Regions from separate parts of the Mus musculus genome. Here regions 1, 2, 4, 5 and 6 are each linked to region 3. A link is a loop called in an ENCODE intact Hi-C map of the cell type or tissue named here. Cell type or tissue: left cerebral cortex. All regions are shown on one strand. Each heading gives the region's core, and the rest is flanking DNA. Links, peaks and the distances in the headings are about the cores only.

The links. A loop is a pair of places that touch in the nucleus more often than their neighbours do. Peaks named below come from ENCODE experiments on the same cell type or tissue, not always from the same donor. Only the 100,000 strongest peaks of a DNase experiment are listed, where the experiment ranks them.
Region 1: it touches region 3 in a loop (6-fold over the local background); 3 of 42 quality-filtered maps call a loop at or near these places.
Region 2: it touches region 3 in a loop (3-fold over the local background); 3 of 42 quality-filtered maps call a loop at or near these places.
Region 4: a loop joins it to region 3, with 2.4 times the contacts of the local background. A loop is called at or near these places in 6 of 42 quality-filtered maps.
Region 5: it touches region 3 in a loop (3-fold over the local background); 15 of 42 quality-filtered maps call a loop at or near these places.
Region 6: it touches region 3 in a loop (4-fold over the local background); 17 of 42 quality-filtered maps call a loop at or near these places.

What each region holds. Positions count from the first base shown.
Region 1 is chr1:189,338,601-189,343,563 of GRCm38, reverse strand. It overlaps Kcnk2 (potassium channel, subfamily K, member 2), which reads left to right and starts at 211. Exons shown (of 7, transcript NM_001159850.1): 1 at 211-521; 2 at 3,469-3,779. The coding sequence starts at 476. A430027H14Rik (RIKEN cDNA A430027H14 gene) reads right to left here and starts at 513. Exons shown (of 3, transcript NR_165462.1): 1 at 224-513. In left cerebral cortex, for the core only: no CTCF peak of the experiment used is centred there; DNase peaks (open chromatin) are centred at 764, 923 and 2,010; H3K4me3 peaks cover 1,658 bases; H3K27ac peaks cover 1,387 bases.
Region 2 is chr1:189,627,728-189,632,690 of GRCm38, reverse strand. No RefSeq gene overlaps it. Among named protein-coding and RNA genes, the nearest start is that of Gm30088, 11 kb to the right of the region's middle. In left cerebral cortex, for the core only: CTCF peaks have their summits at 2,091 (motif pointing right) and 4,084 (motif pointing right); a DNase peak (open chromatin) is centred at 4,091.
Region 3 is chr1:189,224,951-189,229,913 of GRCm38, reverse strand. All of the region lies in intron 6 of Kcnk2 (potassium channel, subfamily K, member 2), which reads left to right. Among named protein-coding and RNA genes, the nearest start is that of A430027H14Rik, 120 kb to the left of the region's middle. In left cerebral cortex, for the core only: a CTCF peak has its summit at 2,197 (motif pointing right); DNase peaks (open chromatin) are centred at 990 and 1,452; H3K4me3 peaks cover 461 bases; H3K27ac peaks cover 868 bases.
Region 4 is chr1:189,047,627-189,052,589 of GRCm38, reverse strand. No RefSeq gene overlaps it. Among named protein-coding and RNA genes, the nearest start is that of Gm36561, 15 kb to the right of the region's middle. In left cerebral cortex, for the core only: no CTCF peak of the experiment used is centred there; DNase peaks (open chromatin) are centred at 2,717, 3,681 and 4,028; H3K27ac peaks cover 741 bases.
Region 5 is chr1:189,025,784-189,030,746 of GRCm38, reverse strand. No RefSeq gene overlaps it. Among named protein-coding and RNA genes, the nearest start is that of Gm36561, 6.5 kb to the left of the region's middle. In left cerebral cortex, for the core only: CTCF peaks have their summits at 2,314 (motif pointing left) and 3,626; DNase peaks (open chromatin) are centred at 2,092, 2,263, 3,380, 3,584 and 1 more place; H3K27ac peaks cover 254 bases.
Region 6 is chr1:189,037,671-189,042,633 of GRCm38, reverse strand. Gm36561 (a long non-coding RNA gene) reads right to left here. Exons shown (of 3, transcript XR_373831.3): 3 at 3,790-4,213. Among named protein-coding and RNA genes, the nearest start is that of Gm36561, 5.4 kb to the right of the region's middle. In left cerebral cortex, for the core only: a CTCF peak has its summit at 2,712 (motif pointing left); a DNase peak (open chromatin) is centred at 3,102; H3K27ac peaks cover 677 bases.

The DNA.
Region 1 (4,963 bases), core at 430-4,429, 110 kb before region 3:
GCGGGACCCCAGGCGGCCACGCAATCGGGGTGACCCATCGCGCGCGGGGGCGTCGTCGTCCGATCCCAACTTGGCCTCGGCCTCGCCCTCTGCCCAGCCTGCCACCGCTGGTGTCCTCTCCTTCCGGCGATTTCGTTTCTTCTCACGCTCCCCCCTCTATACCCCTCCCGCCTCCAGCCCCGCTCTCCCCACCTTGTAAAACAAAGCCGGGGAAAATGCCTACCCGTGCAGCTCGGAGCGCGCAGCCCGTCTTGGAATAAGGAGTGAGTACAATGGCGTGTTGGTAAAAACAAAAAAGAAAAAAAAAAGAAAGAAAGAAAAAGAAAAGAGGAAAGAAAGAAAGAAAGAAAGAAGGAAAGAAGGAAAGAAAGAGAAAAGAAAAGAAAACAGAGAGAGAGAGAGAAAGAAAAGAAAAAAGCACCAAGTCTGTGTTAAAACAAACAAACAAACAAACATTTTGAATGCTGCATGCCTCATGCTTGCCAGCGCCTCGCGGGAGAGACCCGGCTATACTGCAGGAGGTGAGACCCTGGGCATCCATCCTGGCCCGCGCACGCTCTCCCGGGAGGGCAACGCAGGTCCCCTAGCTTCTCATCTTCCTCTCCATTCTGTGGGTTGGATGTGATTCGGGCTTGGTGACCTCAACCCCAGCACGCATACATTCCTGGCTCCGTCTTGCGCTTTTCCGCTGGTGCCTGGGGTTTTTGCGTTTGCCTCCCTCGGGTGTTGGTTTGGCGCAGCTTAAGACAGTTTCCAGAGAGGAGGGTCAGCCCTAGAGAGTAGCCCTCAAGCAGGTTGCACGGTGGCCCTGATCACACTTGTTGCCCATTGCATGGGGGACACGCAGTAGTGCTGGGGCAAACAATTAAAAGCTTGTTTCTGCTGCTGTTTTGGGGGTACTGGTGGCTGGCGGGCGGGAGAACCGATTATGGATGAGGACCAGAGACCAGGAGCTTAAAGAGGAGGACCATGGGGGAGGGGAGCGATAGTGATGGTGTGAAGGGTGTGTGGAAAGACCTGCCTCGCCTCTCACCGAACAGTAGAGGCTGGGAATCCAGTATCTAGATTAGATAGGGTTCAGGAAAGGCGCGCGCGCGGGGTGGGGGGGGGGGTGTTTTGTTTTTAAAATATTTATTCTGTATGCCACCAGATTCTATCCATTAAGTCTGCCAATTGTGCATTATCTGTTTCTGCTAATTAAATATAAGGACATAGCTTAAAAGAATTAAACTCCTTCAAGAAATTTATCAGCCCAACACACACACATACTTTGGTCACACACTGTGGTCATACATATACACACACACACTATGGTCTCTCACACACAGAAAGAGAATGGGGAGGGAGGGAGGAGGGAGGGAGGGAGGGAGGGAGGGAGGGAGGGAGGGAGAGAGAGAGAGAGAGAGAAAATAAAAGAATAAAATACATTACCATATCTGCCCTCTCTCCCCCCACCAAGTGCATCATGACAGTATCTTGGAGGAATTTCAGGCTGGGCTGGGTAACATTGGTGGTGGTTTCTAATTCTCTCTATGAAAAAGCTTTCTGAAAATCAGTACCTCTGGGGAGTGGGGGACCTTTGCTTAGAGAGGTGCTGTGGGGCTTCTTTGCTGTGATGGTTTGTTTTTGGGGGGTCTTTTGGTGTTTTGGGGGGCTCAATTTTATTTTATTTTAGTCAGAATCTGAGTCCTCATGAGGCTACAGGTGATGGTGATTTTTAACTGCTGTAAGCACTTCTAACAGCTCTTAAAAATCCAAACAGCCAACATCTGGCTGAGTGCTTATTTCAAGTGTCCTTGCCCTTGTCAATACAGCAAAAGTGCCTTGTTCTCTGTGGCTGTAATCAGAACAGGTGAATTGGCAGAAAGGGAGTCAGTCACGCTGGTAGGTGGTGGGCTGAGCCTCACTTAGGAAGTTGCTGCTGCAGCTGACCCTGGAGTCTCTATGCAGAGCACTGCTGCTGGGCTAGGTGGGGGCTGATTCCTCACGCCTGCTCTGATTTCATCATCTCTAAGTGAGGACTTCCCTCGATCTTGGCTGCTTGAGGAGGTCCCTTCATCTGCCTCCTTTGGACAACTCTCGTCCTGTAGCTCATCAACTAGCTGTTTGGAAAAGTGTCTTTCTGATGGGGAACTGGAGAACCTTAGGAACTCACACTGGCAGCACACAGTGCTAGGCAAGAGGGCAGGCTAGACAGCTGTGTGCAAATTCATGCTCTTTATGAGTGTCTTACCCTTGAGTAATTTCTGGAGCTGCAGGGTGCAGTTCCATGGGGATGTGTAATATGCTTATGGAAAAGCAAATTTTAGATTATGTTTTTATGAAACCTATATTACACACATGGTGGTAATTTGGCGTATTTTTTTTTATATGTAAGTGATGGGCTTTAAATGGATGACTCCTCTAGGTGTTTATCCCCAAGTTCCAACCATCCTGTATAACCCATGATTGTTTGCTGTTGCCTCTCCGATCAAATATTTTGTGATGACTGGCTTATCTCCCCCCTCCACAAGTGGCCATCGAATAGCTTTTGTATTTTCTAAAATGAAAGCCATTAATGATGATTTTGAAGAGCTGGGATAAATAATAGATGGGCTTAGAGTCACCTCACAGTATCTGGGAGCTCTAATGGAGCAATTAGCCTTATGCAGAGCATGGAAGGTCTACTAAGATGTAAGCCAGCCCACCGGCTTGCTTTCTTCTTGCTTTTGCTGGTGAAGTGGGGGGCTTTGCTGTGTCTTGGCTGTGGTGACTCAAGAGTTAGCAGTTCCTTTTGTGTTTCAAGCATATTAGAGATGGCAGAACCGTGTTTCATAATGTGCCCACTTTGGAAGATGGGTGCCAGGTATGAATAGAGTGGTTTGTTCCCACCAGGAAATATGCAGGATATCTTGAGCTGCAGCGACTGCAATCCCTTCTCTGTTAAGAAATTTGAAAACCCAATAAGTAGCAAACATTTTTTACTCTGGTTGTTTACCGTGGAAAGGTCTGATGTACAGAAGCAAGCCATGAGCTGTTCTCAGGAGCAAAGATCTGTACCATCATCAGCCCTTGGGATCTCAGGGCATCTTCATCAACACATATCATGGGCAGAAACAAATCTAGAAATTAATGAGCAGCCCCTCGGGCCTTCTTTTATTTGTTTAGTTTTTGACTTCTTGGTCTCTGTTTTTTTCCATCCACCTGACACTCCAGTGGCAGCAGAGAACAGAAGCCCTGCCCCCTTTCTAGAGCATATATATACACTCACTCTCACACACACACACACACACACACACACACACACACACGCGCGCGCGCGGGTATGGTTCTGCAAGTGACCAGAGAAAGCTGCTGGGTGAAGTTCTTCAGCTCCCACTAGGAAAATCTCCAAGTTCAGCCAGCCCTGGTTGACCCCTCCTTAAAGAAGCAGCTAGCCCCTTGCCTCCAGACTCCTCCGGCCTAACCCAAATTCTCTGTCATTGTCAGTGGCGGCCCCTGACTTGCTGGATCCCAAGTCTGCTGCTCAGAACTCCAAACCGAGGCTCTCATTCTCCTCAAAACCCACCGTGCTTGCTTCCCGGGTGGAGAGTGACTCGGCCATTAATGTTATGAAATGGAAGACAGTCTCCACGATTTTCCTGGTGGTCGTCCTCTACCTGATCATCGGAGCCACGGTGTTCAAGGCATTGGAGCAGCCTCAGGAGATTTCCCAGAGGACCACCATTGTGATCCAGAAGCAGACCTTCATAGCCCAGCATGCCTGCGTCAACTCCACCGAGCTGGACGAACTCATCCAGGTAATGGCCCCAGTGAAATGGGCTCCGTTTGTCCTTAAGGGCAAGAGCAGACTAGGGCACCAGGGTGGACCTCCTTTGCAGAGGTCTTCATCTCCTCCATCGCCTCCCTCCTACCATGCCCCCTCCCATTTCTTTCCCATCTCCCCCTTCCTGGTCTTTTAGACTTCTTTGCTCTTCTTCTTTTCCTTGTCTTAGAACTGACGGGGGCTTACGCTGCTGTAGGCGCTAATGATGGGGAGGCCGTTGCCCATGGAGAAGTAGAGTGCATTGGTCTGAGAAAGCAGCAGGGCCTCTTATCAGAGGCCATGCCCATCGCTACTGCCGCTTAGGAAGACAGAGTTGTAGAGTGACACTCGTGGAATGAACCACCTACATTGTGAACAAATTGTCACCCAATTCCTCCTTAGAGGTTAGCTTCATTGAGTGGTTCTTTCTTCTTTGAATCCAACTAAGATCAGCTTGCTACTCTACAGAAAAACCAAGCTTTTGAAGAGAAAGCACACCCCCAGTTTTAATTTTAAAATAGGTGAACACCACCCTTATGGTAGAAGAGGTTTTAAGTATTAACCCCAAATGATTTAGATCTGAGTTAGCCTTCTTCAATGTGGCCATATTTTGGTTGTAGGTTTCCTTGGCATAAAACAGGAGTCTTAGGTGACAAGAAAAACCTTTAAATTCTCCTACAAGGGGATTTGTTGGTTGTTGAAAAAAAAAAAATTCTTCATGTGTAGACATTCCCTTTCCTAGACAGCTTCCTTTTTCTTTCTTGGTTTAATTCAAATTGGATTGAAAATGATCTGCAAGACATCTGAATATTCTTTTTCCTGCTTTGTGTTTGGGTTTTTTTTAATCATTTGAATGAGTTGGGATAATAGATTTAGAGATTTATTATTGTATTTAATCACTTGTTTTGTAAGACCTTTACTCTAGTTTCATCTTGTGATGACTACCCCTCTTATTCCCAGTCACACACATAACTGACAGCTGGTATTATCCGTTCCCCACCCCCACTGGGGTCTTGTCACCTTTAGGCATTTCTGTGTCTCACTCGTTTAACTTAAACTTTGTTCATTTTTTTTTTTTTTTGATTCAGTTTAAACCTGACACAGTCTTAAATTTTGAAAATGTTCTGCGTACACTCACACACCGAGTCCTCTGTTGCTTTTAGATAATGGCGTCATGTT
Region 2 (4,963 bases), core at 538-4,537, 400 kb before region 3:
GTGCTTGGATTGTTGTGTATAGCCCTATGTGGTAGAGTGACCTGGCAGTCAGTTGCCTGGGACGCACAGAGCGAAAGAGAAGTGGGTGGGGTGGGTGAAGAACATTTCATTCTAAAACACAACTCTGGGAAGAGAGAGAAACATCGGAGGTTGGATGTTCAACTTGAGATGCCCACACAGGCTCCGACCATATGGAAACAGCAGGTGTGCTTGAGCTTGCGTGTAGTCTGTCTTCAGAGTGCGGCTGCTCTTTCCAGAATTCAAAGCAAGCTCTCCCTGAGAAGTCTGACCGAAAATTACACCTACCAGTCTGTTGTTTTGAAAACCAGAAGCCCAAAGTTGCAACCTAATTCTTCTTCTAGCGCATGAAGTGAAATTAGACGATTTTCTCCTTTGAGTTGGCCATAAACTCTCAAGAAGAGAACATGTGGGTTTGGAAGTGTTTCGCTCTGATTTCCCAAATGCAGAGTGCATCATAGTCAGTGAGGAGATTAAGCCAAAATTAGCCACTTTAAAAAATCACCCACCCACCCCCCCCTTGAGAGAACAGCGTGGTTGCCATGGCAGAGATGGAGAGTCCCCGTCCACCTGTTGCTTCCACTCTCCTTGTCAGAGCAGACGGCTTTTATTCAGATGCTTGGCATCAATTAACTCAGGGAATGTGGACCCCTGGATAATTAACATAAGTCAATTATGGCAGTCTTTCTCTTGCAGTATTTGTTTATAATGACCATCCTGTAAAAACCAACTGGGACTTGCAAATGAGGTGTTTCCAGAGAGAACACCAGGTCTGACTGCGGGACAAGCCTATAAAACTCTCTCTCTCTCTCTCTCTCTCTCTCTCTCTCTGTCTGTATGTGTGTGCACGAGTGTGCATTCACATGTGTGCAGCATTCTTTGAGGTCAGAAGAGGGCATCAGGTCTATGGAGCTAGACCTCTAGGCAGTTGTGATCTCTTTTCCTTCCCCCAGCTCATTCTACCCTAAAACTATTTATAAAACCAATTTCCAAGAGCAAAATCTTTTGCTTCACTCACAGAGTTGCTGATAAAGAGCACAGGCTGTTTTCAGAGATTTCTTAGTCAGCACCTACCATCTCTACCGTCTCTTTGACTTTAGCCTCCTCAGAATAAGAGAACGCCTTGAAAGCCAACACTGCTCGCAGCTCTTTGAAGCCCTCAAGTCTCTCTAAGCAGCTCTGCCTGCTGGGTACAGGGAACGTGCCTACAACTTAATTTTAGGCTATGCATGAACTCAGTTCCTCAGAAGACTCCACAAAGAAAGTGCGTAATTACTGTGCTGCTGAGAGGGCTCAGCATCTAAAGGGGCCAGGCTTGGCCTGAGCTTCATCTCTGGGGCCCACAGGGTGGAAAGAGAGAACCGACTCATAGAAGTTGTCACATGACTTCCATGGGTACATGCCTGTGTCCCCCTCAAATACATGTAATTAAAAAACGTTAAATATTTAGTTTTTAATGCCTCTTAGTTTAAATCTTTAATGTAATTTATCACTCCACCCATTGTGATTTCCCCTAAATACTGTATTGTTTATTATTTATGTTGTCTTTATCACTGTGAGACTGACAAAATGGAGATCCTGAAGGAAAGATGGTTTTCTCTATACCACACACTATCTATCTCATCTAAAAGCTAGATCCTAGTCACCTCCTCAAACATCGAGTGGGCAGCCAGTGTGAGCAATCCCTTGCCTTGCTTCCCACCCCTAGATATGAACACTCATGGCACTGAGGGAATGACATGTTTGGGCCATATCAAGAGAATGAGGTCTCAAGTTCTAGGAAAATGGCTCCTCACTACCCTGCCTTAGCAGAGACAGCATGGAATGAAGTCAGTGGAGGAACTGTGTTGTTGATGGCTGACAACAAGATCACATGTGACGTCCGTGGGTCCGTGGATTACAGAGCCTCTCGGATTCTGTCCACAGGCTTTCTCTGAAGTCCAAGCCCATGCTGACTTAATCTCTGTACTTCAAGGCTTCTCATCTTGCTGCTCTCAAGTGTGCCAATGCGTCCTTTTTTTTTTTTTTTAAGATTTATTATATACACGTGACTACACTGTAGCTGTCCTCAGACACACCAGAAGAGGGCATCAGCTCCCATTTCAGATGATTGTGAACCACCATGTGGTTTCTGGGAATTCAAATCAGGACCTCTGGAAGAACAGTCAGTGCTCTTAACCGCTGAGCCATCTCTCCAGCCCCAGAAATGTGTTGAACAGCTTTTTGTTACTGTGATAAAACACCTGAGGAGATAACTTAGTGGAGAAGGCATGGATTTTGGTTCATGGTCTCAGAAGTTTTAATCTATTGTTTACCGGTGCCAATGCTTTGCGCTTGAGTTTAAGTGACAGCAGGCTGTATGTTGGACACCACTGCTTGCCGCATGGAGGCCAGCCAGCAGGGGGAAAGAGGTCGGAACTCTGCCTCCCTGGCACATGACAGAGGACCTCACTCTCCTCTGCTGGCTTCTTCCTCGTTGTCACAGTGGCCCATCAGTTTATGAAGGATTATTAGATCAGTCCATCAGTGGAGCCAGACTCCTCACAGCCAGCTCTTTCCTGCAGAGCAACCAACTGGCAACAGACTCTTCTTGGTTCGCAAATTCAGAGCCAAGCCCTAGCATGGAACCTGGACTTTAATGTCAAATAAAATTCCGTAGGTATAATCTGTCATAACACATGATCTCTCCCTTTCCATGGACATTCTGCTTGAATTATTAGTATTAATTAATAATTGATAATTGATGTTTACCAAACTTGTCAATGATCAAAGAACCAGATTGAAATCACAGGGCTAATATGTCCAAATAAGACCTTCATATTATTTAAGTAACAGTAAGGGAAGCCCTGCTGTCTTGCTTTGGAAACTGTTAAACAACTGACAGAAAAGCTGAGTTTTAGAGGGAAATTTAACTGAAGTGTTAGAAGGCCACACACTGTTGACAAACAAAGGCCGGGGACGAATTTGCACTGGTCACTGGAAAGACACGGCATTTTAAAAATGATTTTAAAATGCATGTGCGCTTGTGTGCTCACTACTCTCCAAAAACATAAAACATGGTTGAGCCTGGGAGTGTTTAAAGTGGTCAGAGGAGTCTTTAAGTGGCTAGAACCCTTTGTCTCTGTCCATCATGTAGGCCCAAACTACTGGGTTTTTAAAGTCAGTATAATAGTAATAAAAAAATTTAAAATGGGGGGTAATAAAAAATTTTAAAAGGGGAATAAAAAGAATAAGAAAATGGGGGGTTGGAGAGACGGCTCAGTGGTTAAGAGTGCTGACTGCTCTTCTGAAGGTCCTGAGTTCAAATCCCAGCAACCACATGGTGGCTCAAAACCATCTGTAATGAGGTCTGATGTCCTCTTCTGGGGTGTCTGAAGACAGCTACAGTATACTTACATAAAGTAAATAAATAAATCTTTAAAAAAAAAGAATAAGAAAATGCTGATCAAGGATTCACCGTAGCTTTAAGCATTAGTTTCATCTGTAGTGGAGCTATCGGGAATCCACCTTACATGACCTGGCCGTGGATTAAAGGTATTTACCACAGAGCCCTGTGGGAATGGCTGTTTGCCAGGCTTCCCATCATCCTCTGCTCTGCTTATTGCCGTGTTAAAGTCTGAAAAGGATGCACGCTTTGCATTATCTTTGTTCTCTAGCTTCATATCAAACTGCCCACTTTAAGTAGGCGTGCAGTTTATTATGCCTGTGACTGTAGCTTAGGAGGCAGAAGCAAGAAGCAAGAAGACGGACGGCCACAAGTTAAGGCCAGCCTGGTCTGCATAGCAAGTCACATGCTGACCAGGCCGGATTAGAGACCTTACCTCAAAACAAAGCCAGAACAACTCCCACCCCTCCCCACCCCTCTCCCCCCAAAACAACAAAAAACAAAACTAGCAAAATCTTTTCCACTTCAACAGGTTCCTAGGCCATCCAAAAAATAAAAATTAAAATGATTAAGCCAGGGAGTTCTTAAAGGTTTATTTATTTTATTCTCTGTGTATAGTAATTTTTCCTGAATATATGTCTGTGTGCCACATGTGTGCAGTGCCCACAGAGGCCAGAAGAGGGCACCAGATCCCTGGATTTACAGCTGCTTGTGAGCTGCCATGTGTCTTTACTGCTTACAGCAGAGACTTGTAGAGTACTTGTTGTTAATTGATGATAATCAATCTTGACTGAGGTTGGTGATGGGCCTGGGAGACTCAAGACAAACATAACCCTCACTGCTACAAAGGCTTACGGTTCCTTGATGGAGTTTAAATGCACATGTGATCATGAGACACCCCCCCCCCCCAAATGTCAGGGAGGTCAAACACTCCCATGAAATAAAGCCAAGCAGAGGGAGGGCGATTACAAAGGAAGCTGGTCTTTTTCTGTGACCCCCATTTTCCCTTTTCCGAGAGACTCAAGTTTAGTCTCTTGGTGTGAAGGGTACGAACTCTGGAGCTGGCTCCTGTATCAGCAGGGAGACGTCTCAGCTGTCAGGCTGACCCTGGTTCTCTGTTCCTTTCCACCCGGCTCTCTTTCATTTTCCCCGTCTCCTGGCCTGAACCCATGACTCATCGGTTCCTGACCAGGCTAACTTACTTCTTGTTGATCCGGAGCATGGCTTTGACTCTCCACCAAGAAAAACAAACTAACAAAACACCAAGCTTCTCTTGAGTGCAGGATTATCCACTCCCACTTCCATTTTAGGCAAATTAGAGACTGGGTCGCCTGTGATGCTAACGTAGTTGTGTCTCAAATACCAATTTAATCTTTCATTGTACAGGCTGTTTTTTTTTTTTTTTCAATACCACTATACATTTTTAAAAAATCATACATTAATGAGTGTTTGTCAGAGAAAACTTGAGAGACAGGAAACCAGTCTACTAGTGGTTGCTAGGAGACAAGCTCTCACCCTCGTCCTCCAGTTGGCTAGAGGTTCTTTCATCAACCTTGAACC
Region 3 (4,963 bases), core at 399-4,398:
CAGTCAGTGTGGAAGGACTCCTTCCGTCCCATGCTTGGCAGCCAGCATTTGATGCCATTTGTTTTCTGGGTTATAGTTATTGTGACTGGGATGAGATGGAACCTTCAATGACCTTAGTGTCAGGGGCCCAGGATATAATGTCTCAGATTAATAATTATCTATAAATACTAGGCTGCGTTTACTTATGTTTTTCCTGCAGTTCATTTGTTTCTGACTAGACATGGCGTAAGGAGGCAGAAGAGGGTTGGGTTTGGGTTTATGTGTCTATATCCTTTGCCTTTGACCTGTCTCGAGTGTGTTCTGGTTGTCACCACGTGTTACCTATGAATAGCGTTGTAGTCTTGTGTCTACTGAAGGGCTCAGTTATGTCTATACCACAAAACAATCACATGCCTGTGGGGGGGCCTCCTGGAGAAACTATTAGTTTGATGGGGTTTGATTGGGGTCTACAGGGATGTGGACTCCAATCCCCTCTTCTGTTCTCTCTCTCTGGAAGTTTTTGTTTTCTGTTATGCAAATTACACGTGCATCTTTCAGACGCATCTGACAGAAAAGATAACGGTTTAGCGCAGGAGGAACTTGGGAGTAACTCAAGCATCCCAGAGCTCTATTTAAAGCCCTGAATATCTCAGACTCAGACACAGGTAAAATGCCCATCAAATCCACCCACTCTAAGCAGCGGTGTATTGCAGGAGAGAATGACGCTGGGTTTATTCTCATCAATCTAGGATGAGTAGAAATGGTGTCTTCACAGTCTTGGAGAGACAGTGCCCACAAAGTCCTGGAGAGAGAGGTGGGTGTGATGTTGCCCCCTCTTGCTTTCCTTAACTTTCCAGAGCGTTCCTTGCTCCCTAAGCACTCTCGGCAACACAGGCTTCTTAAAATAACCATAGTGAGGTATAACAGAGACTTCTTGCTACACAGCTCTGTGCAACATTGGGCACAAAAGCAGGTCAAGTTGTGTTGTCTGAGATGTAGCGTGACGGTGTGAACACCAAATGTCTGCTGAGCCTGGCAGTGTGGGCGGGGGCTCCTCCTCCCTTTCTGCCTTGACAGAATCCTTCCTTTTCATACAGTGTGTGTGGGCGGCGGCTGCGGACAGCTCTGGTCTCCAAGGGCAAGCTACGGCCCTTGATTGTCGGCCCAGCTGCCTTGCAGATATTGGGAGACACAGCTTCAGAGCTCTCTTGCTTTTTTGTTTCTGCTTACAATCAAGGTCACTGTTCTCTGAGTGCTCAAGCGCGCAGAGGAGCAGCTGGGACGTGGAATCAGTGCTGTACACCTGGCTCAGGTGTGTGCACTCCCACTCAAGGATGGTGGGATGCTGGTCCTTCCTGCACGCCCCTCACCCATGGCCTCTTCTGTTATCCTCTGTCTTCTCTTCCCATGTCTCCAGCAAGGTAATGAGAATACAGCCCCACTCTTGTCAGACAGAGTGGTCTCGGCAGCAGGCAGTATTTCTGAGGACTAGTCTCCCTGGTGCTATATTTGGCTGTGAACGGCAGCTGGGAGCGCTTGCACAGTGTACAGGAACACTCTGCCTTATTAGACCCTCTCTGCTGACTTCCCTCATTAAAACAGGGTTGGAGACATTGCTGGTTTTGGAAAGTGCATATCCACTTTTACTATTCATTTGTATTCCCGATTGTCTCGAAAGCCTTCTACTTGTTTATAAAAAGACAAAAGTGTGAGGGACCGCCATCCCAATTCAAGATCGTGACAGGACATCTCTGGGTCAGTGCCTCAGGACATAACCACAATATACAATAATATTTATATTAAATATAAACATATATGGCATAATATAATATAGATTATATATGTAAAATCACTACGTGTAATAATATAAAGTAAGTTGTACATAATTGCTTAATAATGCATGTCTCATTAACATAGAATTATATTTAATACTGTTTTGTATCTTATAGTACATAGGTTACATATTACTCTATATAATAAGCATAAGCTATATTAAATTCATATGCCTGATAGTAGTAAAAACAACGTACAAGGTACAAACACAAATCATCCATGTACAAAGACAATTCTAAACAATATAATCACAACTGTTTAATGACTAGAGTTAACTTTATGTCTATGTATTAATAGCATGTGTACCTTATTTGTTTGTTTACAGTACTTAGGGTTTTTTTTCCCCTGTATATAGCTGTGTACTATATGTGTACAGTGCCTACAGAGGCCAAAAGAGGGCACCAGACCCCCTGGAATGACTGCCTCTCAGCCTCTCCATGGGTTCTGGGAATGGAACCTGGGTCCTCTGAAAGAGCAGTCAGTGCTCTGAGCCTGTGGGCCATCGTCAGTCCCTGGAAAGTTTACTTTTAAGAGAAATTTCCTGAAGCAATTTCTCCCTTGGAAAAGAAGTTGGAAAGGTGCTTCTTCCTGGGTCGTACGGACATTTTCCTCAGCGTGCCACTTTCCTCAGCGTGCCACTTTCCTCAGCGTGCCACTGTGCAGTTAGAACTGCAGATGACTGCATTAGCATCTGCAAGCAGCAGCAAGAGAGCCACAGAGTAGGTGGAGTCCCCTCTCCCCTCACCCCTCACCCTGCACCCCATCCGCCTCCCCCACACCCTATCCTGCTTTTCACACTCTTAGGTGTCCCAGCTGTGCCTCTGCAGTTGGCATCTGCACTATCCTGGTAACTTGCTTGATCAGAGACTAGTTTAGCTGGGAAAGCAGAAATTACTTTTCCTGTGACTTCTATAGAGAAAACCAAACCAAACAAGAACAAAAACAAAACCAGCAATGATAAAAACAAACAAAACCCATATCTACTTTGCCTGGGGCAGTTTCCAACATGCTGATGAATGGTGAACACAGCCTCCACCTGACATGACGGCTTTCAGATGTAAAACAATCCCGATACTGCCTACCTTTGGTTCCAGACATTGGGGGATGTATGAGTTACTTCTTGTTGCTATAATAATCCCAGGAGCTGAGATACAGTGCCTCATTAGAATATCATACACCGAGGGGAAATTGTATGGGATGTTAGGAGGATGAAGGGATGGCTGCACAAGCGACCGTGTGACTAAGAAAGTAACAGGGTAGTCATAGTGTCAGGTAGCATGGTAAGGAGACATGATAGGGTTGTGAGAGATTTAGCCCAGGATGTCAGCATCCAAGGGAGTGCCGACCCAAGCAATGGTCACAATGCAGGGGATGCTGAGGGATCCCGGGGAGGTTGTGTACTTCTCCAGTCATTCCCACTGAGGGGAACGTACTACAGATGAAGCAGTCACCCTCACCTCAGCTTAGCAGCACTCCCATGAGACCCAGTGTCTTGCTCTCTTAGCACCCAGTGATGTTCCAACGCTTGAGAAACACCACCTAACATCCACCTGGTCGCTCATGACAAATCCTCCATTTTTCCTCACCCCCTTAGCTCCTATGTCACAGATTCTCCTGATGCCATGACCACAGCACATCGAAGTTCCTGTCTCACACCGTGTCCCCATACCGTCACTTAGGTCCCTGAGCCCCAGCACCACTGCAGTCCATCTGATCCATCGCTCCAGCATCCTGCAACATTAGCCGGCTTTGCTCTGTAACTCGCATAAATCCACTTCTCTTCCCCGGTAATTTCCAGGGTTTTACTGTGAAATGTTACCGGTAAAAAGAGGATTGGCCGTTTGCCTCTACACATTTATCTGCATATTAATAAGCATATCACTGTATCCCTGTCCTAAAAGGAAAGATATTTAAAAATACATGCAAATAAAATAAATATTAAAAGATGGTCATGAGCTAGGTTTTACATAACTAAATGGTACTTTTTCATAACACAGAAACTTTGTTATTCTTGAAATAAATGTTAAGAATGGTGGTGAGCTAGTTTTTTTTTTTTACATATTTTAATGGTACTTTCTCATTATACAGAAACTTTGTTGTTCTTGGTAAAAAAAAATTGGTAATAAGAGCAGTGTGATCCATATGTTTTGTTAATTTTTGGATTTAGGTCTGGCAGTACTATGCCAAGTCCTCATTAGGCTATATGTGGCTGTATATGTATATATATGTGTGTATGTGTATACATATATGGCTGTATATGTCTGTGTATATGTATACATATATGGCTGTATAAGTATGTGTATGTATATGGCTGTTTATTTAGATTCTTAACTTAATGCCTGTCATGTGAGAAAGCAGAGACTTCCATAGATACATAGATTCTACTGAAGAAAGAGCACCTTTGATTTCATCTCCTAACATCACGCTGAGTTTTTAGTGTATTTGCACTAACTGTGCAAACAGGACTGGAAAATACCTGTGTCCATCGATGTCATGCTGTGGCTTTTAGAGTTGGTTTTGTTCAAATTTATTGAAAACCTTCCTTTGAGAGATTTTTAGTCTAAAACTCTTCTTCTAAGTATTCTAAGGATGATTTCATAAGTTCATCCTGTTTATTGGGACATAATAGTCCCTTTCCAACCATGCATTTAAAAATAGTCTCTTTCCATGCACACATATTAAAAATGAACAGCAGCCCGTGTTTCTCATGACTCTCAAGAGAGTAAAGGTGGTCTTTTTTTTCCTTGAAAAATATCTTCCATATATCATCTAGCAAAATCATTTGCCATCACAGAGTAGAGTATAAAAAATGAAAAATACATACTTGATATTTAAGTATTCTGCCCCTGGAGAGCCACTGTGTTGGATCATAGGGTGGGCATGGTCAAGCCTGCCCAATCACCAGGACAAGAATGCTACTTAGAATTCTGTTTCCCATGCTGATAGCTCATGGCCTGTAATCTATCTCTGTGTGCTGGGGACACTAAAGGGAGGGTGTCCTGTCCACCTAGATGTCAGCCCTTCCCACTGCACTTCTCCCAGACCACCGGACTGCATGGTCACTGGCGTCCAACTTTGCCATTCTATGCAGTAAGTGTTAGCACAACGTGATAGTAAATTATAGTAGATGGCCCACTTCACAGCCCCATGA
Region 4 (4,963 bases), core at 426-4,425, 180 kb after region 3:
AGCACACACCACCATGCCTGGCATTTGGTTTGAAACATGGGTTCTAGGTTTTGAACCTGGGCTGTTGAGCTTGCAAAGCAAATACTTTAGCAGCTGGGCACCCTTTGCAGTCCCCACCACTTAATCCTCTCAGCAGCCTTCAGCCATCATGTCACCCATCTTGGCATGCTCCCCTCCGACGGGAGGATGGCTAACACGTGTGACATGGCATATTAGGCAGAGCAGATGGTTCCCTGGCTTCATCCGGGAGCCCTACAGAATGATGACATCACTCTTGCTTTTACAGTTCACAGCTTGGCAAGGGTGGTGTGTTCCAACAGTTAATTATTTTCCAAACATGAAATTCATACCAGAAGGAAATCTAACAATATGAGTGAAATATAAATCCTATGGATCCAGGGTTCAAAATGTCTTCCAGACAACTAGCTACTTCTTGATAGGTGAACGGCAGGTATGAAAGAGATGTTTGCTGAATGAACGGGTGAGGGAAAGTTGAGGGATTAATGGCAGTGGTGTTGGTTCAAATACATTGGATGTGGGTTTCATGTTATATGGACATGTGCTGGCTGCAGGGCTCCTGTTTCCCATCTGGTCTTGGAATGGGGCTGTAAGGTGGTGAGTCACGACCCTCAGCGAGCCCGTTGCTGTCCAGCAACCAGGACCAAATGGCCTCCACGAACTTTTCAGCCCTAATATTAGACCCCAAAACTCTGCCTTTATGTCAACCTGAGTTTGCACGTAGTCACAGAACAGCTGTCCTTGAAGCCTTGCTTCCTACTGTGGCATTGAAGGGACAGTCTTTCTGTAAAAGAAGTATAGATTGCACTGACCTGGCAGGAGCCAGCAGGAAGCCTACGAGCTCTTCGTAAGTGGAAACCTTGTTCCAACATAGAATAGGATTGTTCCTTCTTACTCCTCCTGTCTCTTCAGCGAGTCCACCAGAACAGCCCCCCACAGCAATCCACATATCGGGAACTGCCATGGAGAGGATGGAATGGTTCGTAACCATGGATACTTCACAGTTTCCTGTGCCCAATCACATTATAATCCCTAGTGACTAGTGAGTGGCACTTAGAAAACTTTCCTATGGTATGATTGTATAAAACATGTTATGGTCACACACAAAAAATTAACCAATTATAGTTGTATTCTTGACAAATCACTTTTATTTAAAAGATGAGGTCTGGGGAAATGGCCCCACGGGTAAGACCACTAGCTTTTCTGGCAGAAAATCCAGTTTGGGTTCCCAGCACCTACTTGGCAATTCGCACAACCATCTTCAACTCTGGTTCCAGGAGATCTGATGCCCTCTTTTGGCCTTTGCAGACACTATACACATGTAGTTCATGTACAAACATGTAGGCCAGTCATGCTTGTAAAATAAAAACAAGTAAATCTTAAATATTTTTGTTGAAAGAGAGATATTTCAAAACCTAAAATTTGGGAGACAAGGCCTAAAGGCAGTAATCCTCATCTACATTTTTTTTCAAATGTGAGAAGCCTTATAAAAGTCTGAAACCGAAATCACATTGAATCACTCGTGTTAGGAGCTGTGTGTGCTGTCTTTGATGAGTGTTTTTAATGTAGCACCATGTTATCTTTGAGTGTCTGGTCATGGTTCTGGTCTTCTACAAAGGCTAAGACAGAGGGGGTGATGGCAGACAGTCAGGAAGTGGAGATGCCTTTGAAGTTGGAATTGAAACAAACCAGAATCAAAAAGAGAGAGACAGACAGACAGACAGGAGATCTGGGCCCCGGAGACCACTCAGTTAGAATTTTCCCTACCCCTCAGGCTGTTGAACTTCAGGACAAGCTCCCATCTTCTGGCTGCTTCTTCCCTTTCTTTTTTTTTTTTTTTTCTTCTTCTTCTGACTTAAGCAAATGCTTCCAGCCTCATGCAAGAGGTCTCTATTCATGGTACAGACTCGGTGCACACTGTTAAACCAGACACGTTTCATATCCTTTTAATCCTATTATGTAGTCTGAAGGCTAAAGTTATTACAAAGCTTTATTATTCCCACAGAGAGAAAAAGTCTTATCCTTGAACTTGAAGGTGTACAGGAGAGCCAGGTGAGACTATTAAGCCCCTGTAAGTGCCTCATTATCACTGCTAAGGAAATGAATGGCGTTTTGATGATTCTCTGCTGTTTTCCGGCATGAGGTCTGGGTTTCATATTTATTGACACTTTTATAGTTGACCTTCAAACTGGTTGACAGATTTCCCCAGTAGTGTTTCACAATAAGAAATAAATCATGGTGGCTGACAACAGTGGGCTGTTCATTGTTCCTACTCCATGTGGCCTTTGCTGTGATATTTATTATTCTCCACTAACATAAACCACTAAGAGCAGATTAGTGTACATTAGCCTACGAACTATGTTAGAGATACAATGTATTCAGTATTATTGGAATTAGAGAAAATGGACAAGGAACTAAAGGTGAGAAATTGGTTCTCTAAAATAACCTTAACTAAAATGCCCATGATTCTGTATTGGATGTCTAGAGATCCTGGAAAATGTGGACTAGCATTTACCAGTAAAGACTCTATATGAATTGACTTTGTTAGTTTTAAAAAGACTTGCTCGTTAATTATTTTATTTGCATCTATTTGCTTCTGAGACTTAGTGTACATCACTGGAACACAGGAACAAGCGGAGAGCAGATCCATGGAGCTGCAGTTGCAGGCAGTTGTTAGCCTGGCATGTAGGGGCGGGGAATCAATCAACCCTGAGTCTTGTTTAAGAGCAGTAAGCTCTCCCAGCCACTGAGTCATCTCTCCAGCCCTAGTGTTCTGTTTTCAAGAAAATACAGATATAGGAAACGTGCTGAACTTTCCTTTCTTTCTATCGTTTTCTTTAATAACTGGCTTCCCTAATTTCGTGTTTTTTATGCATAAGCCAGCTCTTCAGACATGGGCACGAACAAGCTGTGTGTGCCTAGGGTTTACATACTTTTGAAGCATATTTTAGGATTTGTAGAACATTGTTAGAAAAATGAGGACGAAAAATCATTTTTAAAACCACCAAAAGGTTCCTGACCTTTCGAGCCAGAGCTTTTCTGTGTGGCCGCTCATGAATTTGAGTTCTTCCCTGGGATTATGATACTTTGTTGGTGAATGTATTCCCATGAAACATAAGACAGTATAAGATGATCTGCACACCGATTGTACAGTGGGTAATGGTATTCGATTCACAAAACGGAGGCTGGTGAGGTGGCTTGATGGTCACTTGACACCAAGTGTGTCTGACCATTGATAGTGGAAAAGAACTGGCGCATTCAGGCTGGTCTCTGACCTCCCAACAGGTGCCACAGCAAAGGCATGTCATGCCACATGCATACACATACACACACACAGAGAAGACATACATAAATTAAAACATTGAAATTGATGAGTTAAAATGCTTGCTAAACACCTAAGCAGGGCCTGGAGAGATGGCTTAGTGGCTATGAGTACTGGTTGCTTTTCCAGAGGACCCCTGTTCTATTCCCAGCACCCACATGATGGCTCACAGCTGTCTGAAAATCCAGTTCCAGGGGATTCGACACCCTCTTCTGGTGTCTGCATGCCTGCACGCATATGACACATAGACGTGTATATATAGGCAAAAATACTTGTACACAGACAATCAATAAGCTTTTTGAATGCTTAACCAAAGCCCTCTGGGTGTTTTGCCAAAAAGAAGCAAAGGACTGAAGAAAGTGTCAGAATGAATATTTTTTTCCAAAATGCAAAAAAGAGTTATGAAAGAGAGACTGCAATCTCATGAATTCTAAAAGTAGCTGGAGTTATTATACATTTCCAGTATGTACTTTGACTAAAAATTTCAGCTTTCTTTATCTCCCCAATGTTAGAGATAATGTATATGAAATTGCTTTTTAAGAAAAAAGAGGAGGAAGAACTATGTGTATCTAAACAGAACTTTCCTGGTTGTAAAAATTTGAAGAGCTTGGCACACAGCACCAAGATGGAGACAACAGTAGAGTTTCCTTCCCTGGGTGCTTTTTAAAGTAGAACAAAGAGCCATCTGGACCCCTTCCCAAGCAGAGGGTATCAGTGGGCACAACTTCTGAGATGCCTGCTCATTTCACTGTGGTACAAACTGTCTAAGCTTGCAGGATTAATCCTGGTGCCCCGCAAGCTGTCTTGCATTTGGACATTTTATTTCTCTTTTCTGAAGCAAGGCAAAACCCAATCTGTGCAGTAAATGATAACTCTGGGCTTTCGTACTGTAGACTTTTTCTCCTTATTTCTTTGCTGCCTAGCCTAAGATGAGTAGCAATGCTTCACCCGAGGGAGCTGTGTTACATCCTGTTCCAAGAACAGATGAATCTTGTTCCCTGTTGTTGATACTCTCTGATTACTGTCCACTTGTGCTTCTTTAGACTGCAACATCAGGATGGATACAGAATTTCTGTACACTCGCCATCGTGGTGGTCAAGTGTGGAGCCTGAAAGCTCATGGGCTCCCTGCCCAGAATGTGTTGAAGCCTAGTGTATTACTTTTGTCAGTGCTATGATAAAGGTGGATTAAGGAGAGAAGAGGGTATTATTTGTGCTGGTTTGAATGTGCTTGGCCCAGGGCATGGCACTATTGGGAGGTGTGGTCTTGTTGGATAGGTGTGGCCTTGTTGGAGGAATTATGTCACTGTGGGGGTGGACTGTGAAGACTTCCTCTTAGCCACATGGGAGCCAGTCTGTGCCTGGCTTCCTTTGGATGAAGATGTAGAACTAGCAGCTCTTTCAACCTCACATCTGCCTTGATACTGCTATGTTCCCACCTTGATGATAACGGACTGAACCTCTGAACCTCTAAGCCTGCCCCAACTAAACGTTGTCCTTTAAAAGAGTTGCCTTGGTTATGGGGTCTGTTCATAGCAGTAAAACCCTAACTAAGACATCACTGTTCAAATGTTGAAGATATGTACAGTTCATTATGGGGAAGAAGCCTGGAGGGAACTGGAGG
Region 5 (4,963 bases), core at 551-4,550, 200 kb after region 3:
TGTATTTATGTATGTTTATATGTGTGTCTGTGTGTATATATGTGTATATGTGTGTGTCTATGTGTGTGTGTGTCTGTGTCTGTGTATGTGTGTGTATGTATTTATGTATGTTTATATGTGTGTCTGTGTGTATATATGTGTATATGTGTGTGTCTATGTGTGTGTGTGTGTGTGTGTGTGTGTGTGTGTGTGCGCGTGCGCGCGCGCACGAGCGAGCGAGCCTGTGATGTGGAGAGGATAAAGGATAAATTCCATTCTTACTACAGAATGCCACATAAAGGACAAGAAGGATGCACATTTAGAGTCATCTATTACCACAACAGCAAAGACCAGTTTACTTCCAAATAATGCTCCTAGGAAGGAGTGACATCAACTGATGGTAACAAGGGAGGCACACCTTCTGTCCCGGCCCCCAAGAAACAGACGCAGGAGATTCAGGAGTTCAAGCCCATCCTCTTTGTAGTGAGTTTGAGACCAGCCTACCTACTTCTGACCAAACTTCAAAGAAACAAAGGAATTTTTAAGTAAGTAATGAGCAAAGAAAATATACTAAGCATGTGACCTTCTTAATCAGAGAGACAAGAGAGAGGAAGACGTAGGATACAGGGTTCAGCCATTGAGTAATGTGCTCATTGCACAGTGTGTGCATTGCACAGGTGCTATGTGTTAAGATACAAGAATGGGCCTTGTTCTCATGGGCTTCCTCATCAATTAGGAAAATACAGGGAACAGATACATATAAAGTAAATTGTGGGTGTCCAGGGCCTGCCTGGCTACTTAGGAGACAACTTTGGAGCACATTTCGAAAGTGGCTCCATACAGAGTATTGTGACTAGTGGGCTGGGGGGAAGAAAGAAAACAGTTCCTTATTACAGAGACAAAAGGAACCCTGCTTTTTATCCCGAGTATGCTCACCCCTAGCTACAGAGATCCTGCAGCTAAATAGCTGTCCACACTGGCAGGCCTGACTTGCTAGAAATCAAAGCGAGACTCCTGTGAGAACCTGGCATTCTCAGAAAGTACCCCGTGCACAGTGGAAGAAGGTGACTTGCTGGTGTTAAGATGAGACGGAGGAGGAGAAAGTAATCCAAGGGCCGTGAATGAACAGCTGGTGCTCACGTGGACCTGATATCACAGTATAGCCTCCAACCCTGCCAATCCAAAGGGCAGTCCACAGTGGATTTGGTCACATTGTCTCAGCTTGCTCAGATTTTACAAGCGCCCATAGATCAACTCGCCATTCACAAACTCTCTAAGCATGGGAGGTACAATCACTGAGAACCAGATCCTGTGGAAATCCCATTCACAGAACTAGTCCAAAACCCAGCCACTGGAATGATCAGAGAGAGACTATAGAAGTAAATGTATTTAATGCTTCCAAATTAAAACTATTTCAAGCATATAAGAAGATATCAAAACCAAACAAGAGGATGTCAGGAAATAGTAGATCTATAAATAAATAAATATCATGACAGATAATGGCATTTATTCGGGACAGGTGACTTTCTCCATCCTCCAGAGGTTCCGATTTTAACTGCTAACATGGCGATAGCTTCCCATTCGGGAAGTCCACAATAATATCACCTCTAATTATATCTTACTCTCTACCCTTGCCTTAGGCTGTTTGAATATATGAGAAAGAGAAGCCTAAAATTGAGAGAGTAGCCTGAGAGTTCTCAACTATACTGCTCCCCCAAAAGGAACTGCATCAGTGGGTTTACCAGCATACACTCGTCTGTGTGTCTGTACACTCATCTCTGCATCTGTTCCCTCCTCGTCTTAGGAATGCATGCCTGCTGATGCATTTGGGGTTCTTTGAGGGGGCACAGAATTAAGTGAGCAGGAATCGGCTTTTCCTGCTGGCAAGAATGTTGACCTTTGATAGTTGTCTCCTTTCGTCACAGTGTCCAGCTTAGATGTCAAAGTTCCATGAAACCCTTTTTTTGGAACTCCAATATTAATGAAAAATTCATGAACTCACATATTGCATAAGTCCAGCGGAGAAGTGTTAGCAATGCCTTCTATTTATTCCCCCCATCTGCCTGCATGATTCATGATTCCCCTCTGCCCCTTCTTCCCTGGTGAAATCTATACCAAGACACACATGTGTTGATTATATAAGCCCTTCTCTACCTACTCATTGCAAAGTTAGATCCATAGATGTTGTGTGTAAGAAACCCTCCATCAATTAACCAGCAATGAAACTTAGTACCCATAGACCTCTAACCCAGGTTCTGTCCTGATAATTCTACCTGTGGAAGGGCTGAAGACAGTCTAGTGTCACAACTATGGATCTGTGCCGCCACCTACTGACTGGAGGTCAAAGTGCCTAAAAAAATCCAAACCAAAACAACATTCTAGAATACTCAGGACAGTCTTCCCAAAAGTTATTTAGGCACCACCAATAGTGATGAGATGGAGAAACTCTGGACTTAGCTCTCACATCATACCCTGCTCAGAAAGTCACTATGCTGAGTAAGGAATTAAACACTAATCTATCTAGGGATAGCGTTTAACTGTGGCGCAAACATAAGACCCTAAAAGTTGCACTTGAAACTGACAGCCAGGTCAGAGATTGTGGAATAAGTAGATATTGCCTATAACAAATGTGTGAGTGTAGTTTGAGTTACGCTTATACTCAAGAAGGAGTGAAGGGTCAGGAACTGTTCCTGGGTTCAGACTCCTAACTTAGCTATATTGAAGATGTTATGTTTCAATGTGTGAGTTTCTTCCTTTCTCAGGTGAGAGGAACAACAGGATATGTACATCTCCCGGTGTTGCTATGAGGACTATATCAGCTAATATTTGGAGAGTTACAGGCAGTGTGAGCCACCTAAACTAGGTGCTAGGAACTAAACTTTTTTTTTTTTTTTTTTTTTGGTGGTGGTGGGGGAGAGGGTAGTTTTGATTTGTTTTGGTTTTGTCTTGCTTTGCAAGAACAGCAAGCACTCTTAGCCACTGAGCCATCTCTCCAGTCACAGAGACTGTTCACCTTACATGACACTCTTCAAGATGATTCACTGGAAGGGGTGTGACAGGATTGAACTGCTGTGACCAGCTCCAGAGACTTGTCTGTCTTGCATTTGAATGAAATCGATTCCAGCCGTTAGCATATAATAGGTCCTTGGTAAATATTGTGTGTTGGGTTCCGTTCCTAGCCTGTGTCTCCCTGAAGTTCCGTTCCTAGCCTGTGTCTCCCTGAAGTTCCGTTCCTAGCCTGTGTCTCCCTGTTTCCTCTGATGTCTAGAATAGGGGAGTCTACCTTGGGAAACCAAGCCCGCTGGTTGGCTGGCATTCCCGAGACGGTGGAGGATGGTGTGTATCTTTCCAGAAGCTTCCTGAGCTGGTGTTTTCATTCCCAAGTCTCTTTGCTCAAACATTTGACTGTTCACATTCTCCCAGGAATAAAGTCAGGGCTGCTGTTTTCTGAATCCGGTGTTAACATTGCCAAGGGGATAATTCTCTTTGTGGCTATTGATAACTATTATGGTCCTGTTTACGCAACTGTAAATGAATGAGCTGCTGTGTAAGAAAACACGGCGAACTCCTCTAGCCCAGCATGGCCCTTACCTCTATCCCAGCACTGCCCTTACTGAGAGAGCTTGACATTTAAACTCTTGAGTGAGGGAAGAGCGCCACGGTGTGGTTCTAGAAAGTGATTCATAATCATAAATGTTGATTCACAGATAAAAGACCCTCCCAGGAAACATCCGGGTCCTCTGGCTCTTACCACCATCGCTCCTTCTCCTTTTCCATGATGAGGCCAGCAGCTCACACATACTAGGTAAATGCTCTACTACTGAGACACACCATCACCCCATGTCTGTGCAAGTAAGTGTGGAGGCCACCAGAGAGCAGCGGAAAGCATGAAGACGAAGACGATAGTTTCTTTTGGATGACTTGTGGGTCAAGCAATGTTATGGTCTGTTAGGTACTGGTTCTTACATGTATTTGAGCAAGCTTAATCTTTGCCTCCCTGTGACAGCCACGATGTCAGGTTGCAGGCCTACTTCCTGTGATCCACAAGTTTGGGAGGCAGACAAATGTAACCAGTCATTTGACAGTGTAACGGCACCCTCAGGAAATGCAGAGATCGTCGGAGGCAGCTGGGTCTGTTCTGAGAGCAAGGGACAATGAGTGAATGACCCAGTGGGTACCACTGAGAAAGGGGATCTCGGCAAAATTCAAGGTCCAGGCTAAGAAAGTTTTAGAAATTGGAAAGTGATTCTGTGTGATATGTTGGGCAGGCCACTCACTTCTTGGATCTGTTATATCTGTATTTAATTTCCATTTTTCTTCTATGTGTCTTCAAAATATCTCATTACTAGGAAAGAAACTGGCTCTTTTCAACCATGACATGTCATTTTTAGACAATAGCAATTTGACTTTCAAAAGCATACATCATATCATTGCAGTGTAAATAACATAATGTTATATTTTTATTCTCCAGCGTAAAATGTATTCTGAATTTTATTCCACTGGGAAAAGAGAGATGTGTTAAAAGGCAAACTCAAGAAGTAGGCACAGGTGCATAGAGAGGCAATAATTTGTCTGTTGATTTTGTGTCCTGCAACTTCATGGAAAGTCTTTATTAGATTTACATTTTTCTGATGGGATCTGTGTAGTCTTTAAATAAGCACTCATGATGTCAGCAAATAGTGGTATTGAGACTGCTTCCTTTCTAATTTTTATATTTTTCTTGCCTTATTTTCTTGAAGACGGAGTGCTAAATAGAGTACGAGCAGGGCAGGTGGTGTTGGGTCATCGTTCCAGATGTTATGTAAAATGCTTTCTGTTTTTCTCACATCATATAATCTTGGCTGTAGGTTTGTCATATTTAGCCTTTATTATGTGGAGGTAAATTCCATATAATCCCAGTTTATTTGAGTCTTCGATCATCGAGGTATGTTGAACTTTCTCAAATGCTTTTTCTACAACTATAGGCATGATCCTGTGATTTCTG
Region 6 (4,963 bases), core at 427-4,426, 190 kb after region 3:
AGTCTCACACTGTTGAGGGAAGTATGGCTGTGTAACCAGGAAGCCGGAGTTAGAGTTGAAACACAGGGACAACTGTTGACAGGAGCCACCACTGGCCTTCTTCTAACAACGCTAAACTTCCTTCGGGAACTCATCTTTCTGTCATTCTGCCCAAAGCTGATACCAAAACGGTGACTAAGAAAACTTTAATGAGAGCTTTCTGAAAACAAACCCTCTTCTTGCAACTGAACTTGAACCACTCCAATCTTTGGGCCATCGTGCACACACAGTCTGAGAATAAAGTCTGTGTGTGACAGGTGGCTTTTTGAGTAAGTCAGGTTTCTCATGGAACTGCCTAAATCCCAAATTAAGCTGTGATTGACACCTGCCCTGTCCTAGGCCCATTTGAGCTCCCAAATTAAGCTATAACTGGCACCTACCCTGTCCTGGGCAAGTCTTAGGGTTCATGAATCATTTAATTTCTTTTCTCTGTCCTTATGCAGTTTGATTTGATTTTCTTCTGTTACTTTTAACTGAAAGAGATCTAGCTAGACAAGTATAGCCGAGAGAGAAGACAGAGCCGGGTGGATGAGCCGTAGCATCGCCTACAAATCAGACAAGACTATTTAGGCAGATTATCTAAACTAGGTTCCAGATTCGAACTCATATCCTGTGTAATTGGAGACAAGTCACTTACTGTCTCTGTACCTTAACTTCTTCTTACAGAAAATGAGATGAGTGGTTTTTTTCTACCTCACACATGTTACTAGGATTAGACAGAACAATCTCACATTGGTCAGATTGAGATAATCTGAGAGTGGCAGTGGGGGCTGGAGTAGTAAGGATTTTCACTTGAAAAAAAAAAAGGTGTATTTTTTTCCCTTTGAAAAGTGAAACAACGGTATAAAAAAAAAAAATCAGGAGGAATAGCCAGGCTGAGCGTGGCAAGGAGCTGACGAGGAGTTGAGTGAGCTCCAGCCTTGAGCTCCAGCCAATGGTGAGAGGAACAGAGAATGAAGATAACCAGAAGGAACCTTTTATGAAGACCAGTCCATAAGCCGGTCAAGGCGGCATCTGAATCATGGTCTTGTGCCAAGACCTGGAGCACAGGAAGCTGTAGTTTACCGGTGTATGAGGAACGAGTGTGTGAGGAACAAAAGGCAAAGGCGGGACTGGAGGCAGGGGAAGGACATATGAGGGAGTCCTTCTCAGCTCAGGGAGGACGATCGACTTCCTCTTACCCGGGACTGTATCCTGTTCCTCTAAAAGCACCTCTGAGGCGCTTTCCTGTCATTTATGGTGTTTTCTCCCCCAGGTTGGAGGAGAAGGAAGTGTTTTGCATGCACGTGTCCATCTCTGGGTAGTAAATGCTACAAATACGCACACCGTGATTCTAAATCTCATCTCCTGTTCTGTGATGAAAGACAGAGGGGGGGGGAAATATTTATGCCTTGCTACTATAGACAGAAACACAGACACTAGCAAGATTTAGAACAGAACCAAAACATCCAAGAGACGAATGAATGAGCATAAAATATTCAAGGCATGCTCCAACTGTATTAGAACATTAACACACACCTCTCAAGCTCTTTACGTATTCTAAGCTATGCACACAAAAAATGTCTGCTATGGTAATCGTTTGTATTCACAGAAATATGGAGGCAATCATAATCGTCTATCAGTAATAGAATAGTTGAAAAATCACCCCGGGGTGTAAAAAGTCTATTTTAATGTCATTTAAATGTCCTCTAAGAGTGAATTTACTTCATAATTTTAAAACACCTTCAGCGAATCAGGTGGAACCCAGGGTCTTTAGCAAACTCTGCACATTTCTACCACCAAGCTATGTCATCAGTCCTAGAAAGTGTTATGTGCTATTTGTATGGAGGACCGTGCCCAGAATCCTAGCATTTGGTAGGTAGAGGCAGGCAGAGTACAAGTTAGAGATCAGCCTGGGCTATATAGCAAAACTATCCCAAGAAATAATGAAAGGGGGAAGGAGCAATAATAATTTTATAAAATGTAGCATATGAAAATTTAAGCTATTTATCTATTTTATGGAAAGGCATTGATAGTATGGAGCCCTTAAATGGTTAAAACCCACAAATTGTCTAGGTCATGGGTGCTTTGGATTTTTTGTTTTGAGACAGGGTCTCTTGTAGATCAGGCTAGCCTTAAATATACAGTCAATGGTATCCTTGACTTTGTATCCCTTGTCTCTACATTCCAAGTGTTAAGGTTATGGGTATGTATAATCATACCAAGATTTAGAATTTCTTTTTTTTTTTTTAACTATGAGGCCTGGGAGTGTAGCTAAATTGGTAAGCTGCTTGCCTAGAACACAATCCAGCATTATAGAAGCCATGTGTGATAGTTTCAAAATATAGCTTATGCATGTATGAAATTCTCTAATAATAAAAACACTATACTTTGAAAAGCCAGTTTTTAAGGGCCCCTTTTCTATAGACTTGCCCTTGAACTGTTTATCAAGTGGTTATTTCTTCCAACAAAGATTGTGGACTGAATCAATGCTGATAAAGTTCTCTATCATGCCAATTCAGCACAGAAACACTAAATGATTGTGGTGATACTTTACTTAAAATATTTTTTAAATGTGGCTGGAAAGATGGTTCAGTGGCTATGAGCACTGGCTGCTCTTGCAGATGACCTGGGTTCAGTTGTCAGCACCAGCGGGGTGACTCACAACCACCTGTAACTCCAGTTTCATGGGCTCCAATGACCTCTTCTGGCCTCTGTAGACACTGCATGTGGTATTTTTTTTTTAAATCATTTCTTTACATTGTTATTCTTAACTGTTTAAAATGGCATATGTATGACATATACACTGGAAGAGTAAGGGATTCTCATAAGCCAGATGAAAGTTTGTCACTTGCTTTTTTTCTCCCTGACTTGGGTAAACTCATCATTCATGCTTTAAACCTGAAGCACCATATGAAGTAAATTCTGTTCTAAGCAGCTAGAAGATGCCAAAAAGATTTCCTTAAGTATTCTTAGAGAGTGGCGTGACAAGTGTGGCCCACGGAGCAGCTGAGTAGAGTGGGCTGTGGCGGTATGTGTCAGCTCAACATGAGCTAGAGTCAGCAGGGAGGAGGGAACCACAGTTCCGATTTTGCCTCTATCAGACTGGCCTGTGGGCAGGTCTTTGGGTATTCTCTTGATGAATGGTAGATGTGTGAGATCCCAGCACACTGTGGGTGGTGCCATCTGAGTAGGTAGGTGTTTCTGGGTTGTGTAAGAAAGGAGACTGAGCAAGGCATGAGGAACAAGCCAGTAATCGGTGTGCCTCCATTGCCTCTGCTTCAGTTCCTGCCTCCAGGTTCCTGTCCTGGCGTCACTTTGTGATGGACTTCACTGTCCACTGAAAGAAACCCTTTGTCCCCCAAGCTGCTTTTGGTCATTCTTTATATCACATCAATAGAAAGTAAAGCAGGACCTGGGCTTTAATAACAAATTTCTTGGCTTGCTAGCATTGTGTCTCATAAATAGTGTGTTCCTATACAGATGAAACGAGTAACAAGAACAAAACGTCCTTAGGATTAGGGATGAGATCTCCACCTTTTATTGTCCTAGAAATAAAAATTGGAGTCAATATTAGAAGCAAAAGCAGGGCTCCCAACATACCACTGCAATAAATAAGGTATTTATATTGTGCCTCAAATCCTCCATACAGCTGAGGACCTTAGCCAAGCACTGCGTGGGAAATGGTTAATAAACTGAGTACATTTTAGATACCATCCATCTTAGTTAGGATTTTACTGCTGTGAAAAGACACTATGACCAAGGCAACTCTTATAAGGACAACATTTAATTGGGGCTGGTTTACAGGTTCAGAGGTTCAGTCCATTATCATCAAGGCAGGAACATGGCAGCATCCAGGCAGGCATGGTGTAGGAAGAGCTGAGAGTTCTACATACATCTTCATCTGAAGGCAGCTAGCAGAATACTGACTTCCAGGCAGCTAGGATGAGGGTCTTAAAGCCCACAGTGATACACCTATTCCAACAGGGCCACAGCTTCTAACAGTGCCACTCCCTGGGGCGAGCATATATAAACCATCACAGCATCAGCCCTTTATTTAGACACAGCATCTGTGCTTGACAATATGGAGACTGTGGGAAGGGAGTACTGTAAACATGAGCCCTTTTGTTCATGTTAAATGTAGAACCATCTCCCGTGTCTTGAGAAATTTCCATCACACGAAACTATATTATTCCTAAATAAGGAAATTAAGAAGACAATAATGTTGCTAATTTAAACGAAGAAAGGAAGGACTAAGACGACCAGCCAGTACAAGCAGCATAACGTTTAGTATCTAACTCAGATATACACATATTAAATAAGTCTGCCCCATGTTGTTCAGTTCTCTTATGTTTCCTTCTGTAACCCTGAGAAGCAAAATATGTGTTCTCCAATCTCCTATGAGAATGGAATGTAGCGTATGATAGTCATGTGACCTTGGGTAGCCAATCAGATGCATAAGTTCAGACTCAGATCAGAAGCAGCAAGACCAATAACACCAGCATCAACATCTGGTTTCCATGGAAACAGTGATGTAGTTGTCACTGCAATGAAAGCTTTATCATGCTGTGTCCAGTAACACAGACGCAGTAACCACTCCCACAGATTCAGAGCACACTGCCCACCTGACTTCCTCATCTTGAACTTCCGAGTCATGGGTCAACATCTCCTCAATGCATTCCCTCTCTGTTTAAATTGTCCGGAGGGACTTTTTTCTTTTTTCCCTTTTGAAACACTGTTTACAAATGAAAAGGGATTTAGGGAAAAATTTTTAAAAAGAATGTAAACATGCAAATGGAATGTATATTCATCCTGCTCCTAGCAGCATGGTGTCCGGAGCACGAAGAGGTGAGCAGCATTGAGCTTGCGGCCCAGCTGGGCCACCCACTGCCCAGTGACCTGCTCCCTTCTGGGAGATCAGCAATGCCTTAGTGTTATTCTCAGA